2 separate regions of the Homo sapiens genome follow, and region 1 is linked to region 2. The links are chromatin loops, found by intact Hi-C in ENCODE. Cell type or tissue: prostate gland. All regions are shown on one strand. Each heading gives the region's core, and the rest is flanking DNA. Links, peaks and the distances in the headings are about the cores only. Region 1 has its middle 29 kb from the start of MEAK7. Region 2 holds the start of LOC124903737 (a long non-coding RNA gene).

Evidence for each region. Peaks named below come from ENCODE experiments on the same cell type or tissue, not always from the same donor. Only the 100,000 strongest peaks of a DNase experiment are listed, where the experiment ranks them.
Region 1: a loop joins it to region 2, with 3 times the contacts of the local background. A loop is called at or near these places in 4 of 110 quality-filtered maps.

Annotation. Positions count from the first base shown.
Region 1 is chr16:84,529,287-84,538,821 of GRCh38, forward strand. No RefSeq gene overlaps it. Among named protein-coding and RNA genes, the nearest start is that of MEAK7, 29 kb to the left of the region's middle. RefSeq lists silencers at 2,141-2,354, 2,637-2,931 and enhancers at 2,468-3,145, 3,146-3,824, 3,825-4,501. In prostate gland, for the core only: no CTCF peak of the experiment used is centred there; DNase peaks (open chromatin) are centred at 2,780 and 3,235; H3K27ac peaks cover 2,042 bases.
Region 2 is chr16:84,721,490-84,731,223 of GRCh38, forward strand. All of the region lies in intron 1 of USP10 (ubiquitin specific peptidase 10), which reads left to right. LOC124903737 (a long non-coding RNA gene) reads right to left here and starts at 9,080. Exons shown (of 3, transcript XR_007065154.1): 1 at 9,053-9,080; 2 at 8,797-8,918; 3 at 5,992-7,565. RefSeq lists enhancers at 4,574-4,868, 4,993-5,042, 5,268-5,768. In prostate gland, for the core only: a CTCF peak has its summit at 4,745 (motif pointing left); DNase peaks (open chromatin) are centred at 4,752 and 9,112; H3K4me3 peaks cover 972 bases; H3K27ac peaks cover 2,305 bases.

The DNA.
Region 1 (9,535 bases), core at 1-8,000, 190 kb before region 2:
CAGCTGAGACCTAGGAGATGGAGAGGAAAAGATGGATGAGGGGAGAGAATGGACATCAGTCCAGGCTATAGGGAGGCCTGGGGAAGGAGAAAGAGCCATGTGGAGAGTCTAAAGGAAGCAGGTGTTCGTTGGAGAAGAGCAAGCCAGGACAGATGTGGGCAAGACCAGCTCAGGAGGGGCCTGTAGGACCGCGTTCTCAGAGCAATGGGAGGGGCTCACAGGTTTCAGCAGTAAGTGTCATGCTGAGCTATGCATTGTAGGAACGTCACTTTGGCTGCTGTATGGGAATAGATGGAAAGAGTGGAACCCAGTGAGGAGGTGTAGGATGGCAGGGGCTTTGACTAGAGGGCTGGAAGTGGAAGGGAGCTGGACTCGGTGCCATCAAGATGCCTCCTGGGTTTCTGGAATGTACATCTGGGAATGTAGCGGGGTCCTTCATTGAGACAGTGACAGGAACGGGTTGTTGTTTTGCAGCTCCCTGTCTACTCAGTTGTTTCTCCACCAGAGTCATCAGATGCAGCCAAAGCTGCATCAAGTAGCATCTTCAAAGCCTCTGCACTGTATGTAAACCATCAAAATGTGGAGACAGTTGCTATGCTTGAGCAGAGTGCTGGTGATTTGGGACTGATCCACCACTACATTACAGAGGGCCTGGAGGTCTTGTTATTTGCAAAGCAGAACTCCAGCTTGAACTCTTGACACTTTTAACAGAACCACTGTATCTTTAGCTCTTGGCATCTGAGTTTCCTTTCCCAAAACTTCTTTCCTGATCAGCAGGGTTATTACAAGTGGCGGTGACGTGCAGTACCTTGATGATGTTTGCCATAAGCCTGTGGGAAAGGGCCTATTATTTGCTCTACTTTGCAGTGACAGAAACCAAGGCTCAGAGATGATAATGTCTGGCCCAAGACCATGTGTCTAGTAAGTAGCAGATCTGGGATTCCAGGACATGCCAACTACTTCCTGTGTGCCCTTCCCCACCCATTCTCGATCTTTCTCTTCTCTGCTCTCCAGCCCGGAAAGCTGATCTCTAGGATCTCGTCCCTTAGGCTCCCTTGGATTTGGCCAGTGGGAGGCACTAGCAGGAGCTCAGAGGCTGGCAGGAGACAGAGGCCAGGGCACCCGTCACCCTCCCCTCAGCGCCACTCACACTGGGTTTGCTTTCAGCAGTGGCTCCATTCTTCTGCTATGGTCTTGGCTCCTGTCTGTAAACCTCATCCCATGCTGCGTCGCTGGCTCGCAAACTCCCTGACACCATTCTCTCCTCTCACACCTGCTGCAGCTTGCTGGGTGCTCTGGCATCCTGTTCTGGTCCCTCTGACCTGCCCATCCTCTCTGAAGAGACTCTTCAATCCTCTGGGTGTGTCACCCTTCCCTGATGGCATACGCCCATCAGACGGTCATCAGCCACTGAGAAACCTTGAGCCACACAAGAGAAAGAGTACGGGCTTTGGAGCCAGACAGTCCTGGGTTTCCTCATTGAGCCTCGGTTTCCTCATCTATGCAATGGGCACAGTAAGAGTTGCCTACCTTCTTGTCTTTCAAAGTGTGGTCACAGACCAGGAGCATTAGCATCACCCTCCAGCTTGACAGAAATGCAGGTGGGGCTGAGTGGCATGGCTCACACTTGTAGTCCCAGCACTTAGTTAGAGAGGCTGAGGCAGGACAAGTGCTTGAGCCCGGGAGTTTGAGACCAGCCTGGGCAACATAATGAGACCCTGTCTCTATAAAACATTTAAAAATTAGCCAGGCAGGGAGAAAAAAAAAGGAAATCCTGACTCTCAGCCCCCAACCTGGGACCTGCTAAATCAGAGTCTACATTTTAATGAAATCTCTAAGGAATTCATGTGTACATTAATTTTTGAAAAGGCCAACCCCACCTGAAAAGACTTCCGATTTGGATTAAATAAAATTTAAAGTTCCTGGTACATTTTGATTTTGATAAAGGTTAATTTTCTTTCCCCACCCTTCCTTTCTGCCCCCACCATAATGTAGAAACTATTTTTTTTGAGACAGGGTCTTACTCTGTCGCCCAGGCTGGAGTACAGTGGCACGATCATAGCTCACCACAGCCTCAACCTCCTGGGCTCAAGCGATCCTCCCACCTGAGGCTCCTGAGTAGTTGGGACCACAGGCGCATGCCACCATACCCAGCTAATTTTCCTATTTTCTGTAGAGACGGGATCTCGCTATGTTGCCCAGGCTGGACTTTAACTCCTGGTCTCAAGCGATCCTCCCACTTCAGCCTCCCAAAGTGCTGGGATTACAGGTGTGAGCCACACCCAGCTGGAAGGTAGAAACTTTACCCTCCTCCTGATGTGCCCTCCTAATAAACCCTGAGGAGCCGGTAGCTGCCTGAGTGCCTGCACTTGACATGCATGATTGCATTTCATCTCACAGTGCCCCTCAAAGTAGAAATGATGGGCACCATGCGACAGATGAGGAAACAGATGCTCAGAGATCTTGCCCAAGATATCTGTGGCCAATACACAAGTCAGATGCATGGCTTGTCCCAGTTCACTGTGGTGGAGGCAGGTCTGGAAACCAAGTCTGTCTGACAGCACAGCCCTTGTTCTCACCAGTACGTTCTGCTCCCTTTGTCATGAAGCCTGCTGCAGTTTGGGATCGGAGTTGGTTCACTGCGTTTCTAAGCATCATGCCTGCTCATGCACTCATTCATTTGCTCATCCATTCACTCCTTCCAAAGGCTGAGAGACGTGGTATCCTTCCCAGGTGAACAAGTCCCCGGCGCCACCCACACCTCCGCCCCCAGGTCAGTCTTGACACTCCAGATGAACGCACCCTCCAAGCAGACAAGCCAGAACCTGAACAAAGGAACCCAAAAATGTTACCAACTTGCAAACTGATTGCAACTTGAAAATGTATTGCAGCTTGACATTTATTGAAAATGACTGCAATCTTGGCTGCTGGGTTTGCATTTTTGGCAAAATGTCCCTTTAGTCCCCTCTGCTTGCTGAAATCCCTCCATTCTGATTCTCTCATTCACAAGCTCAGCCAGGGCACTCACTGGGAGGGTGAATGTTAACACAAGCAGTGACCTTTCCAGAAAAGAATGACCATTCGCCTCCGCATTCCCGAGAGGAATTCCCCAGGAGCAGCCGAGGAACTTGGTACCATTTCTAAAAGCACATTCTTGGCTGCTTAACATCTCATGTCCATATTTGGGAGTTCTTGTGTCTTGTTGCATTCATGTGCGGTTCCCTTTCAGGGCAAGGCCTCAGCTCCAGGCTATCTGGGTCGTTTCCTGCCTGCGGCCCAGTAGGAAGAGAGTTAGTGGTGGCTTCTGACAATCTCCATAGGAGGGATGTTAGAGCCAAGGCCAGGGCAGGAAGGAAGCTGCCAGCTAAGCGGCTACTGGAAACTCCCGCTGAGGATGCGGCACCAGGAACACAACCTTATGACTGTCAGAACATCATAGCTGCACATTCATTTGGCAAAATTTAGAAGCGTGTTTATTTTTTTTCCTTATGAAAGTAACATAACCACCTTCCAGAAGAGAGAAGCAAGAAACCTCACACAGATTATGCTGGGAGTCCCGAAGACCACCCTCACATTCATAGATTTGCTAAAAGAATTCATATGGGCTTCGGCATATTCAGGTAGCTGTATGTGTGGCTAAGATTTATTTACAACAGTGCAGTAAGGATACACAATCAGCTCAAAAGGCGAAACCGTAGAGTTGGAGTCTGCAGGAGTCCATTATGAGGCTCTCTCACGCCCTCCCCTCCCCAAGAAGGGTTGCACAGAGCACATTCCGTCCCCATCAACAAAAATGCAGCTGTGTGTCTGCAAGGCTTCTGTCCAAGGAAGCCCATCAGAGACTCAGCACCCCAGAGTTTTTCTAAGGGCTGGTCAGTTGGCACCTTCTTCTTAGCAGGTACCAAATTCCCAGCTCCCGAAGGGAAGCACGTGTTTAGCACGAACCACATTGTTTGTGGTCTAAGCACAGTGAACCACTTTTATCATTTAGGAAACAGCTCAAGTGCCAAGTTCCCAGACACCAGCCAAGAGTCAACCTAGCAAGCAGGTCTTCCGAAAGATAGCAGTCTCAAGCCTGCTATACTAACTTCTGTCTGCACAACCACATATATGCAGCTGGAATACGGCCACCCCTAGCAGTTCTGTGAATCGCCCTCCTTTCTTTCCTTTTTTTAACCTGTGACTATTTATACATCTTAATTATAATCTTGTCACATGAAGTGAAGCAACACAGAATTATACAATTTTATATTTTTTTTCACTTGATATCATAATTTTTTTTTTGAGACAGAGTCTCACTCTGTTGCCCAGGCTGTAGTGCAGTGGTGTAATCTTGGCTGACTACAACCTCTGCCTCCCAGGTTCAAGTGATCCTCCTGCCTCCACCTCCCAAGTAGCTGGGACTACAGGTGCGTGCCACCACGCCTGGCTAATTTTTTTTTATTTTTAGTAGAGATGTGGTTTTGCCATGTTGGCCAGGCTGGTCTCCAACTGACCTCAAGTGAACTGCCCACCTCAGCCTCCCAAAGAGCTGGGATTACAGATGTGAGCCACTGCACCCAGCCTCATAACATAACTTTTAGTGGCTGAAATCATGCACGCATCCCACCAGTATTTACTAAATGAGTGATGTTCTCTTCAGTAGATGTTCTGTGATTTATTACAGTGCATGGTTGTCTCTTTGATGTTCACTCTTTATGCACCTATTGTGCAAGCCTGAAAAACTAGGTGAGCTCTGGTCACTAAAGAGCCAGGGGAAACAGCATTATTTCAGGTATGATTAACAAACAAGCCTGATGTGAGCCCCAGCCAGGACTCTAGAATGGATTATTCAATGGAGGACCTGGAAAGCGGGAAACACTTGGAAAAGAAATCATTCATGTTCATGACGAAGTCACATGAATTAATAATAATATTAGTAATTTCCATCACTACATGCCAGGCAACTTTATCGAATGATTTCCAGATCATTAAAGATCAAATTATCTCCCTATGCCTCATAGCCATCTTGGGGGGATAAAGAAATATTATTATTCTCATTTTCCAGCTGAGGAAAAGGGAAGCTCAGACAGGTTAAGTGACTTTCCCAAGGCTACAGAGCCCATAAGTGGAGATGCTGTGACTCAGATCTAGACCCATTCACAACCTAAGCCTGATCTCCATGACACTAAGAGCACCATGCCAACCTATTTCCAACAGGCTACAAAAGGCTGTCAACCAGGAAAAGGCAACAGACACAGTGAACCTGGATGTCAGATGGCTGGCAAGGTCTCTCATTATTTCCTTGACATTTAATCCAGTTAGGTGGGTTCCAAATTGTTGCAAGACAGCCCTGAATGGGAACCTACTGATTCATGGGCAGGACTGATGGCCACCCAAGGGGGTGACATGTCACAGGGCTATGGGCTCAGCATGTCCTGGCCAACAGTCTAATGAGCGATCTGGAAAGAGGCAGAGAGGCAGGCTATCTCTGATACGCCCATGCCCCATCAGCCCTCAGCATGGTGCCTAGATGCAATGTGCTCCTGACCTGGGCAGACACAGCCAGCTAAGAGAGCCCCCTGTATGGTCACCGCTGACTGATCCCCTTCCACTCGGAGCCCCAGCAACTCGGATGCTGCACACAGAACGGTTTTATCCAATCCAAAATCATCTTCTTCTTTCTCCTTCTCCCCCTCCTCGCCCTCCTTTTCCCCCCATTCCTCCTCCTCCTCTCCCCATTCCTCCTCCTTCTCCCACTCCTCCCCTCCTGCTCCTATTCCTTCTCCCCTTACTCCTCTTCCTTCTCCCACTCCTCCTCCCTCCCCTTCTTCCTCCTTCTCCCCCAACTTCTCTTCCTTCTCTCACTCCTCCCCCCTCCCCCTACTCCCTCCTCCTTCTCCCACTCCTCCCCCTCCCCCTCTTTCCCCTCCTCTTCCTCCTTCTCCTTCTTCTTCTCCTTCTTCTTTTCTTTTCTTCTTCTTTCTAACCTAAGAGTTTATAAAGAATTGGAGGGCGGTATTTGAAACCACCATGGAGAATGAGTACGGTATTCAGTTAATTCCAGTTAATTAAACATAATATAGCCAAAGCTGCAAGTGTTTGGACACATTAGCAAGAAATGTCAGGGTCCTGCCTGGCCCCTCTCACTGCATTGCTGATACATTTGGTGAAGAGAAAGGCCTATGTCTCTTTGTCCTGATCTGATCTGGACTCCTCCTCATCATCCCGCCTGTGTTAGTGCCTTTTGGATTCTTGGACTGTACCATCTGCCCTACGAACAGCCCTCCCTGGGCCTTGGGCCCCGTCTGCTCTTGGGCCAGTAGCATGGAGTTTAAAGGCGTTTGCTCCCATCCCCCCAAAGGCTCTCTGTTGACCACCTGCCCCAGGAATGCCTTTTCTTTCATGTTGTTTAGTCATGCCGAACTTTCTCTGTCCTCTGAAGTTTTACTGCCTATAGCTGCCCCTTTGATGTAATTCTAGGCAAGATTTCTAAATGCTGATATAGGAGTTAAGAAGAAATTAGGCAGATAGTAACGGTATGGGAGTTCGCAGTAAGGCTTTTCTTTTAAACGAAAAGCAGCCCCAAATTATTTTCTTTTCTAACAAAGAGCAGCCTGTAAAATCGAGTTACAGACATAGATACTGGCAGTTGTGCCAATCATCTTAAAGATGGAGGCTCCATCTTCCTTTGTCTTTGTCAGCCACCTGTGCAAAGGAGCAGGCAAGATGGCACAATCAACTGGGAAGTCCATTTGTATAATAAGTTTAGGGTGGGGCAACCAGACTTCCCTGTACACTACGTAAACGTCATACATGATCGAACCAATCTGTAAGCCCTACGTAAATCAGACACCCCCTTCTCCAGCCTGCCTATAAAATCTGATGCGGTCCGCCACCTCCCCCTTTTTTTCCGACGTTCTCTCTCAAGGAGCTGCTCTCCTCTCTTCTTCCTTCTATTAAACTTTCCACTCCTTAACTCACCCACATATGTCCGTGTCCTGAATTCTTTCTCCGCAGGAGACAAACAACCCCAGGGTGTATACCCCAGACAACATAGCCATTTCAATGCCTTTCCTTCACACGGGAAGGCCACCTTTCCAAACAGGACAGTCTTGCTCAAGGTTCTTTTGGTTGCAGCCGACATAAACCCACGGCGGCCTCCACGGGCACGCAAGCTACCAGCCGCACAGGCTCGCATTCAGAATGGCTTCATGCTTTGTTTCGGGTTCTGCTGCTGCCATATTGAAATTCTTAACACATTTTGAACAAAAGGCCCCACCATTTCCTTTTGCATTAAGCCTCTAAGTTCTGTAGTTGGCCCTGCATAAAGCCATTCTGGTAACTTGGATTACCAAGGGGAGATTTACGAGAAGGACAAGGGGTGTCTCTCAGAACCCAAAGGTGAGAACTGGAAGCAGGGCCTGGAAAACCAGAGTCCAGGAGGCCGGTACTCGCTCACAGTCTCTCTCTCCCTCTGTCTCTACTTGTGCTTCATTTGTCTTATTCTGTTTTTTTTTTTTTTTTTTTTTTTTTTTTTTAGATGATGTCTTGCTCTGTCGCCCAGGCTGCAATGCAGTAGCGTGATCTCGGCTCACTGCAACCTCCGCCTCCCAGGTTCAAGCGATTCTCCTGCCTCAGCATCCCGAGTAGCTGGGACTACAGGCACACACCACCATGCTCGATCAATTTTTGTATTTTTAGTAGAGATGGGGTTTCACCATGTTGGCCAGGCTGATCTCGAACTCCTGACCTCAGGTGATCCGCCCACCTCGGCCTCCCAAAGTGCTGGGATTACAGGTGTGAGCCACCGTGCCTGGCCCATTTCTGTCTTATTTTCTCTCTGAGAGAGACAACACGGCTGCTGGCCCCACCCAAGACTCCATCTCCTTTGTCCCAGATATCAGACCCAATGGCAATTTCATGAGACAGAGACTCTGATTAGCCCAGCTTGGGTCAGGTGTCCAGCCCTGGTCCAATCAGCTCCACCCCACGGGGCAGGGTCCCATAGTGCCAACAGGGCGCCCATATGGAAGCAGGAAACAGTCAGCAGTTTGCAAAAAACAGATTCGCCTTGAAGTTTCCAGGAAACACATTTAGCCAGGCCCCACCCCACCCGCTGCAGCAGCCCCAGACTCACTGCCCAGCCATCTCATGCTGACTATCCTATGGGCGCCCCTTCTAGAAATGCCCTCAAAATGTGTTTGGTGATTGATTAATTGACCATTGGCCTCAAGCCCATTTCTAGCTGAGCTATTGACTTTTGTGCTGGGGGTTTAGAGAAAATCCTATCCTCTATTGTCATTTTCTTTCTCCTGTTTAAAAACAAAGCAAAGCAAACAAACAAAACTCCTTCACAAGGAGGCTGGGAGGGCGCACAATATAGACAGCTGTGAAAAAGGCTGGTGTGGGGAGAAGCTTCTCTCTCTCTCTCCATGCACACAATGTATATTATCTAAGGCTGTGTCAGCAAGCTATATATCTTTGACCCTTCAAAGTCTGGCTCTTTGTAACTCATTGCAAAGAATTCTCTTGGGGGCACTCAGTTCTGTGAGGGACAGATAGCCGCCTCTCCCAAGGAAGCGGATTCGACTCTGGGAGATAAATCTTCTTCGCTTCCTTCCTCTCTGAGACGATTATGAAGAAAGTGCTCCCATAGTCCTGGCAGGAACAAAGGCCCTGTGTCCAGAGAGGCTCCCCCACCCGACCTCTCATGCATTATGAATGGGGCCTCAAGATCATTTCACAAGCTTTTCACGCTCCGAAATGGCCACTCCCCAGCCTTAGGCTGCCCAGCTGTCGGAGACCCCTTGGCCCCTTCAGGGCTATGTCCCCCATGGCTCCTTCACGCCAGCCCCAGGGGACTGACAACCTCTCAGCCATAAATGTCAGCCAGGCCTTCTGCCGATGCCACCGGGGGATGCGGAGGGTAATCGGGACATGCTCTGTTGTCCCATCAGTAAAATTATTAGGAATTTCAAAGAATTAAATCCCAAGCACAGGCCCTTCTGAGTGCAGGGCCCTTGGCTGCTGCCCTGGGAGATAATTACCCACGAGACTGGCCCTGACTGTAGCTATAATTTCAACTTATCCATCACCCTGATTCTTTGACTCAGGAAAGTTATTCATTAAATAAATATTTTTCTAAGAATTTCAGAGCATCCACTAAAGCAGACCATAGATCTGCACCATAACCCAGCATTTTCACTGTGTATACACCCAGAAGGGGGATGTGTGTGGATAAGGAGTTGAACTAGAATGTTCTTTGCAACACTGTTCACAATAGCCCCACATTGGAAACCACCCAAATGCCCATCAATAGTAGAATGGCTAAATAAATGTGGTCTGTCCAAGTGATGGAAAACCACACAGAAAGAAGAATGGCTTCAAACTACACACAATATGGCCGACTCTCACAAACAATACGGAATGAAAGAAGCCAGACACAACAGCGTACACAGCATATGGTTCTGTGCTGTTGGAAGTTCGAGTCACGCTTACTGTTGAGGGTGACTCAATAGGGGGCATGAAGTGGGGCTTGGGGGCTGACACTAGT
Region 2 (9,734 bases), core at 1,649-9,648:
TACAATAAATGTACCCATTTTAAGTTTGCAGTTCGAGGTTTTTTGTCTTTGTTTTTCAGACGAGGTCTTGCTCTGTCTCCCAGGCTGGAGTGCAGTGGTGTGATCATAGCTCACTGCAGCCTTGACCTCCTGGGTTCAAGCCATCCTCCTGCCTCAGCCCTCCCAAGTAACTGGGACTACAGGCATGTGCCACCAAGTCTGGCTTTGTTTTGTTTTGTTTTGTTTTAGAGATTGAGTCTTGCTCTGTTGCCAGGCTGGAGTGCAGTGGCGCGATCACAGCTCACTGCAACCTCCGCCTCCCGGGTTCAAGCAATTCTCCTGCCTCAGCCTCTCGAGTAGCTGGGACTACAGGCACACGCCGCCACACCTGGCTAATTTTTTGTGTTTTCATAGAGACAGGGTTTCACCGTGTTGCCTAGGCTGATCTTGAACTCCTCTCAAGTGATCCTCTCACCTTGGCCTCCCAAAGTGCTGGAATTACAGGCTGGGAGCCATCACGCCCAGCCCAGTTTGAGTTTTGACAGATGTATACACCAAAGTAGTAACTACTACCACACTCCATATATAGAACATTTCCATTGCTCAGAGAGTTTCTTCATGCCCCTTTGCCATGAATCCCCACCTTGTCCAGGCAGCTAGTGGTCTGCTTCTGTCACTATAGGCTAAGAAAGTTTGCCTTTTCTAGAATTACATTGGCCCAGAATTACACAAACTGTACTCTTTTGTTTGGTTACCTTCACCTGACCCAACTATTTAGATTTAGCCATGTTGAGTGTTGAGTTCCAGCCTTTTCAGTACTGGGTAGTATTCCTTTGTGGATGTCCCACAGTTTGCTTGTCTCTTTCCTCTTGATAGACATTTTTGTTGTTCCCACTGTTTGAATCTGCTGTTCACATTCATGTACAAGTGTCTGTGTGGACATAGGTTTTCATTTCTTGTGGGTAAAATGTGGTAAGCGTATATTCTATTCTGTAAGAAACTGCAAGGCTTTTTCAAAGCGGCCATGCCGTTTTCTATCTGCACCAGCAGTGTATGAGAATGCTTCTTCTCTGTCCTCACCAACATTTGATATTGTCAGTCTTCTTTTTTTGAGACAGAGTCTCACTCTGTCTCCCAGGCTGGAGTGCAGTGGTGTGATCTTGGCTCACTGAAACCTTCACCTCCCAGGTTTAAGCAGTTCTCCTGCTAGCCTCCCGAGTAGCTGGGATTACAGGCAGACTCCCCCACGCCCAGCTAATTTTTGTATTTTTAGTAGAGATGGAGTTTCACCATGTTGGCCAGTCTCGAACTCCCTAACCTCAAGTGATTTGTCCGCCTCGGCCTCCCAAAGTGCTGGGATTACAGGTGTGAGCCACTGCGTCCGGCTCAGTCGTCTTAATTTTATAGTACATCAATTTAAATGATAATTTTTTGTCCCTAGGAACATGAGTTCCTGTCATTGACAGCAAAGTGAAACTGAGTACAAATAGGTGGTTCTTAGTGAAATGTGCCCAGAAAGACAGTTTGAGCAGAAAGGAGGGACCAAGAAATACAGGATGCATGCCTGCTTCACACTGGAAACCGGTGGTCTTATTTGAGGGTCAAAGATGGGGGGTGGGGAATAAAGTCGATTTTAAAAGGATTGACCGGCTCCGATACCTTCTGATCACATCCAGGGTTTTTTTTTTTTTGGCCTTTTTTCCCCCTTATACACTTAAGATTTTGAAAAGTGGTTTCTCTTTAGCTTGGGAAATGGATCACATGGTAATTGTTAATGATTTTTCTTTAGGTCAAAATAGGTGTTCCTTTAAAGTGTTCTGTGAAGCTTAATTCACTTACGTTGAATAAGTCTTATATTTTAAAATATAAGTTTAAGTGTTATACTTTAAAAATAAGTGTTATTTCTTGATTGTATTTATTTGAAGATTATATTTGAGAATGAAAGATGTACTCCTAGCTGGAACATCTCTGGTGATAATAAAAACATGAGAATAAAAACCATTCAGAGTGATCAAGTTAAGACTGTCAGCCCACTGACGCCTGGGAAGTCACAATGATTGCTATGTAGTTTGGAGAAATTATTCCTTATCCTTAGATAAGCTTTTTATTTGTGTGGGTTTTTTCATCTTCCTCTTCCTGAATTCATTTGTTCAACAAAGCTATTTTGAGCACCTACTCTATGCCAAGTCTACTGCATTAACTTCTGGCTAAACAAAGATGGATCTAACTCGATTCTTGTACTTTAAAGAAATCAGCTTTATGGAGGTATAACGTATGTGCGGTGAATTTCACCCATTTAAAGTGTATATTTCCATGAATTTTAACAGATGTATTCATTTGTGTAATCACCTCCACAATCAAGACACCAGTTCTGTCATTCCCCAGAATGACATTGAGCCCCCTTGCAGCCTCTTCTTTTGTTCGTCCTTGGCCCCAGCAAAGATAGAACTGCTTCTGTTACAGTTTCTTTTTTATTGGTTTCATCTTCCATTTCTTTTTTTCTTAAGGTCAGCACCAAGGTGATTGTAATGAATATGAAAGTTGGTGGAATCTTGAACTTCTACTAGGGCTATCCCAGATAAAGTTGACTGAATTTACTCCCTAATTTATCTGCTGTGTTTCATACAATAGCAATTTTACACAGGAAGTTATTCAATAATGAGGGCTATCTATATTACCTTGCTATTTAGTACTAGTTAAGAGCAAAGCGAGTTAAAATTTAATGGCCATTTTGTAATACAGTTCTAATATAGACACAGGACTGGAAAGTTGGTAAAAGTGGGTTTCTGTTAAGTGAATCATGTTTTCTAATTTGGAGATTCAATCTGAATTCAATCTAAAATTTCTGAAGGAAATTTTAGCTCGGAATCTCCATGAAAGCACTTAATATACAGCCAACCTGTTAAAAACCATACTTTGAGAGGTAAAATGATTACTTTTTGATAGCACTTTAATAGTAGAAATAGAATATACAAACAGGGAAGTAGACACTCAATTGCAGTACTTTGACATTTGAGTTTCAAGGAGAGAGGCTGCCTGTGAGAGTGACTTTGTGATAGTTTGTCTACTTTGTTCGCTTCTCAGGACCTCTTTGCCCCAAGAAAGTAAAGCAAAATTTTGCTATAGCCCTATTAGTGAGGGAACAAAACTTCTCTTCCTCCTTCTTCCTTTGTCTGCTTCTGCCATTTGTAACACTTAGTTCAGCTTGCAGTTGGCTTGCACTGTAATAAAACTGTAAATGTCACCATGCCCTGACCCCTGTGTGTGTTGTGTTCAAAGTTTTACTCTCGTAGTCTCGCATAGTTGAGTGTGGATTGTTGATGCTCAGTGCATATTGTTAAATTGGCGAACTTCCTGGTGTGCATTCACTAGTTGATGATAGTGTCATCTCCAGATGTCCTCAGAACCACCCACACCACCTTCTGAAGTTGAAAGCACACAATGATTGTTCAGTAGATATCAGCTAGCACCCATAACTTACTGGGCTTTGATTCATAAAGCCTAGTAAAGAAATTAAAATTTTTATTTTGATATAAGTACTGACCTTTTTTAAAACTTTATTGAGATATAATTCACATGCTGTGGAGTTTGTGTATTTGAATAAATATGCATTTCAGTGGTTTTTAGTGTATTCACAAAGTTTTGCAGCTAACACCGTAGTCCATTTTAGAACATTTCATCATCCCCAAAAGAAAGCTCATGTTCATTAGCAGTCACCGCCTCCCGCTCCCCCATTCTCCTCTCCTCCCAGCCCTTGGCAACCATGATCTTTCTGTGTCTGGTAATTTGCCTATTCTTGGCATTTCATATGAATGGAAGAAACAATTTATGGCTCTTTGTGTGTGGCTTTAACTTAGTATAATGTTTTCAAAGTCATCCTGTTGTAGCATGCATTAGTCTGATGACATTTTCTTTTTCTTTTTCTCTTTCTTTTCTTTTTTCTTTTTTGAGACGGAGTTTTGCTCTTGTTACCCGGGCTGGAGTGCAAATGGCACGATTTCCGCTCACTGCAACCTCTGCCTGCTGGGTTCAAGCAATTCTCCTGCCTCAGCCTCCTGAGTAGCTGAGATTAGAGGCGCCTGCCACCATGCCCGGCTAATTTTTTTTTGTGTTTTTAGTAGAGACAGGGTTTCACCATGTTGGCAGTCTGTTCTCTGACTCCTGACCTCAGGTGATCCACCCGCCTCGGCCCCCCAGAGTGCTGGGATTACAGGTGTGAGCCACCGTGCCCGGCCTGTCTGACGACATTTTCAAACCCGTGTTTCTTAATCCTTTTTAGATCCAAGAGATCCTTTTGGAGATGGGAAGAATTTTAGAAGTTGTCTGGTCCAACATACCTTCATTTTGTAGATGAGATTAAGGCTTTAATCATGCCAAACAGTCTATTGCTCTTTTCATGTTTCCCCAAATTGAGCTTATTTGGATCAGGAGAAGAGGGAGAATACTTTATACTTCTCAGCTTCTTGTGTATTTGACTGTGACCTGGTTATACCATTTGCCACTGTGAGGCTTAGCTGTGCATCTGTGAATGGGAGATTGTTCTTAGAGATTGGTCATAGTTGTCCACCTGCCTCGGAAACTGCAGGTACAAATGCAGCAGCAAAGTATTTACATTCTTACTTCAGGGCTGATCTCCTATTTCTATCAGTCCTTTTGAAGGCAGAGAATGTTAATTTGGAACAACCTGCATATTTATTCAAATTTCCAGAGAGATGAAACTTTCAGAATGCTGTGCTGCAGCGCCCCCTAGTGCCGTGCTGTACTGATAGTCCCCAGCGTCTCCTGAAGCCGAAAGTGGCGTTTCCCGCAGTTCCGGCGGGAGAGCTGTAGCCAGCAGGTTGTGCAAGTGAACATTAGACATCTTTTCTCCTTCTCGCCTTCCTTGGGCTGAGATGGAGGAATGTGTCTTTATTGCTGAGGGCAAGGTCTTTGTTTTTCCTTTAGCAGGAACACTGGTTTTCCCACTTCGTCTAAACCTTTGCCCAGGGTTTCTCAACTCAGGCCCCCTGAGGGCCGTAGTGGCCTCCACACACCTCCAGAAGGTAAACTGAGCCAGCTTAGCCAACAGGCTATGCTTCAGGGAGGAAGGTGTCTTTTGTTCCCATCCCTGCTGTGGTGTGGGCTTGCCCCCCTTTTCTCGAAGTGTTTCTTGTATATTTTTTTCCACATCCTCTTGAGAAAGGATCAGAAAGTAAAGATGTGAACAGTGAGAGTTTTGAAAGCCCGGGATGGAGGCCGGATGGGATATGAGGGGAAGTGGTGGAGGGGAATAAATAGCTTCTCTAGTTCACAGTCTTACTTCCCCTAAAAAGGGGAAGAAATGCCTGAAGCCCTTGTACTTTGCTCCCCCGAATCGCAGGCATTTCTGTGCCGTCCCGCCCCTGGGCATTTCCTATGCAACCACAGGACGCGGGAAAGGAGCGTTTGTTACTGCTTTCTGATACCTCCTTTTGACCCCAGTGTTCTGACTCTGGCAGAGTTGCTGAAACCTTAGGGGGCTTCCCAGTCTTTCCTGATGGTATTTGGTGTAGCTGTGGGAAGGGCAGAGTTAGCCGCAGCAGTGTCACAGTTTCTGTGGTGTGGCATGGCTGACAGGGCCTCCAGGTACCTGCTTTTATTTTAATGACAGCCACCAATATGTCCTAAGCTCTGCACTTTCTTTGAAATTACAAGAAACGATGAACTTACTCGTGCTTTTTAGTCTCCCGTGTGAACTGAATTGTTCTGTATTTTATCTTGCTCTGTTATGGGCAAAACTAATTCATGTCATCAGTGGCATTTCCCTCTTCACTAGGTTGTAAATCCTGTGAAGTCAGACACAGCGTTATTTTCATCTTTATTTTACCCAAACACCTACAATTTTCCCCCCTCATGTGACAGCCTTTGAAATAAGTTAATCTTCCAGAGGAGAGAAAACACTAAACAGTCAAACATAAGGAGAGGGTAAAGGTTTTCCTCATAACCTCACAATTTTCAGTGTTAGCTTTAAAAAAACAAACAAACAAACAAACAAACAAACAAAAACTCTTTATTTGCAAATAGTTTGAAACTTGAAAAGTTGCGGAAAGAAAAATAGTACAAAGAATCCCCAGATGGTCCTTTACCCAGATCCACCTGTTGTTAAGATTAAATCCATTTGCTTAATCATTTGTGTGTGCTGGAATTCTCTGTCTGCAAATACACACTCATACGGATACACATACAGACACACAGACATGGGCTAACAAATGCAAATATACAGACATACAATATTTTTCCAAACCCTTTGAGATTTCAGGGAAGATTACATACACTGTAGCCACTTAATCCTAAATTCTTGAATGTGTATTTCCTAAGAATAGGCATATTCTCTTAAATAACCACAGTAATACGTTACCACTTTCACAAATTTACATTGATGCAGTACTTTTTTCTAACCTGTCCATATTCTAATTTTGGGAGTTGACCATATAATGTCCTTTCTAGAATTTTCCCTTCCAGCACAGGATCCAGTCTAGGGTCAGGAAATGTATTTAGTTATCATGTCTCTAGCTTTTTGTAGTCTGGAAGTTTCCCACAGCCTTTCAGGATATTGACTTTTTTGAACAGCAGTTTCTCCTCCCCTCTTTTGATAACATTCCTCATTTTACCAAACACCTAAAATAACATTTGATTGGAAGTTAGGAAGGCTTTTGGAGAAGGAGATGGTGAAACCAGAACATTTTAATAGCAGTTGGCTGTCCTGAATTTCTGTGATAAACTTTTTGGTGTCACAAACATGCCTTGCTTCAACATTTAGTCAGATATCATTTTAGTTAAATAATTGTCACTCACTGGTATTTGCTATAAATATATTGAATAAATTGAATAAATAATTGAAATATATTGAATAAATATTTGGCCTTTTTTACTTTTTTTTTTTCTCGCTGTTGCCCAGGCTGGAGTTCAGTGGTGCGATCTCGGCTCACTGCAACCTCTGCCTCCCCGGTTCAAGCGATTCCCCTGCCTCAGCCTCCCGGGTAGCTGGGACTACAAGCATGTGCCACCACGCCCGGCTAATTTTTGTATTTTTAATAGAGACGGGGTTTAGCCAGGATGGTCTCAATCTCCTGACCTCGTGATCCGCCTGCCTCGGCCTCCCAAAGTGCTGGGATTACAGGCGTGAGCCACCGTGTCCGGCCTCCTTTTGTAGTTTTATCAAAATTATAATTTATGTCCGTCCACTCACTGGTATTTGCTACTGAATAAGTATTTGGCCATTTTCCCTTTTTGTAGTTTTATCAGCATATGCAAAAATTACCTTTTTTCCTCCCAATAAAGTTGTCATATTCTGTTTTATAAGCAGCACCTCTTCTTTTTTCTTTTTTTTGAGACGGAGTCTTCCTCTGTCATTCAGGCTGGAGTGTAGTGGCACCATCTTGGCTCACTGCAGCCTCCGCCTTCCAGGTTCACGTAATTCTTCTGCATCAGCCTCCCAAGTAGCTGGGATTACAGGCACCCACCACCATGCCTGGCTAATTTTTGTATTTTTAGTGGAGGTGGATTTCACCATTTTGGCTGGGCTGGTCTTGAACTCCTGAAGTCAAGTGATCTGCTCGCCTCGGCTTCTGGAAGTGACGAGATTACAAGCGTGAGCCACCGTGTCTGGCCAAGCAACACTTTGTCTTTTGGAATAGTGTTGATAATAAATGCTTCTTCATTGTAGTGCTTTGAATGATGCATATGATTTTGTTAAATACAAAAATGATGTCTTAACCTTCACATTTGTATGGATTATTTTATCACATCATTCATAATCCATGTTTGAATGGTTACCATGCCAGCTTACTTTGCCAAGAAAGAAATATTTATCGTTTTTCAAAATGTGCATTGCAATTCTAAGAAATTCCGTTTTATTCTTAGGATTCCCCTAGCTTGTGATATCGATGACTTGTCTTTTACTGACATTTGATAGTTAACTCCCCAAATAGAGGATTCCTTTATATGTGGTTATTGGGTTGTATCAGAATTCCTGCTTGAGTATAAGTTATATTTGTATTGACACATAGGAAAAAGATACATGTAGTTTATCTGCCATGAGCATATGGGGAATACTCATTGTATGGGAGATGGAAATTCTAATCAAGTTCCCCGGGAGGCTGAGCGCCTTGCAGAGATGCTCTTAAACCCTTGGCACTGACTTCTTAGCCCGTTCCTTTATTTCAGTTATAAAATCGAAAGGACCGGTTTTAAATATTGCTGAAGTGTAACTGCTCACTTTTAAAAGCTCATGCATTTAAGGATTAAAATGTGATTCACGTGTATTTTGATGGAGTTGTTTTTTGAGCTATGTGAGCCAGTGTTAAGGAAATTAAGTTGGAGTTCAAAACAGCCGTGGCTAGTGATTTGTCAAGTGTTAAATGATAGTTCAGTGTTGCATAGCTGGTAATCAGCAGTTACTTATGGTGTATTTTTTTGCGTGACATGTTTTCATCAAGTCCTAAGCTGTTGTCAATGAGCTCTTGAAACTAACATGCTTATGAAATTATGTCTGTGCAAAATGGGTGTATTTGAAGAGTTGTAAGGTGATTTCTGTTGTGTTTACTTTTTATGATTAATGTTTTGAATAAAGTATGTAGTCCCCTCCCAAGAAAACCCTCCAAAAAACGTGCTAGGAAATCCCCTCCACTCCTGTCTGCGTCCACTCAGCGTCCACTCAGTGCTACTGTCCCAAAGGTGAAGGGCCACATTTTTTCTTGTTGATCTTTCCAGTGTCTCTTTATGCAGACACAAATATCTATATTATTAACAAACACAAATATGTTATTATATAGCAACACAGATACTCTATTTTCCTACCTTTTTTACACCGAGAGTGCTTTCTTCTTTTAATAGTATTTTGAAGATCTCTCGCTGTCTGTACCTAAAGTTCTTCCTCATTTTCCCCTAGTTAATTCTGTAATTTGATTGAAGGTACATATCTGTGGAGAAATTATTGACATGAAGTTATAATAAAAACACGCTTAAAATCTATAACATTTTCTCAGATACTTTAAAAATAATTAAGTAAAACTAATAAATTTGAAAATAATAGGAGAAAAAAAACTCAGTGAACCGTTTCTGAGCGTTCCAGCTCATGACTTGAGGGTGTTTGCCGCTGACTCATGCTGAAGCCACTTGGTGTCTGCGTTTGAAACAGGAAGTGTGTGTTAGTGGCTTGGAATCTTGTTTTCTCCTCCTCTCCTCCTCTGCTGCCAAGATTTTTATCAAATCATTTGGATTTGTAGTGTTCTTACTGGATTGACCAGCTCTAAAAACTTTAGGCTGTATATGAACTGAAATAAGAAAGTGTGCTTAGAAGTATGATTTAAATAAACATTTTTATTTTCCATTGTCTAGGAAGAAAACCTTCCTAAAGAAAATACCTGATAATCCTGCAGAACATTCTGATTTCTTATCCTTAGGTATCTTCCCCACATTCTGAAGTAAAAGGCCTTTCTTGTTAGTCATAAGATAAAATGGATAACTTTTAATATATAGCATTTCTACCTTTTTTTTTTTTTTTTTTTTTTGACACGGAATCTCTCTCTGTCAGCAGGCTGGAGTGCAGTGGCTCATTCTCGGCTTGCTGCAACCTCCACCTCCCGGGTTCAAGCGATTCTCCTGCATCAGCCTCCTGAGTAGCTGGGACTACAGGTGCATGCCACCATGCCCGGCTAATTTTTTGTATTTTTAGTAGAGACGGGGTTTCACCGTGTTAGCCAGGATGGTCTCGATCTTCTGACCTCATGATCCGC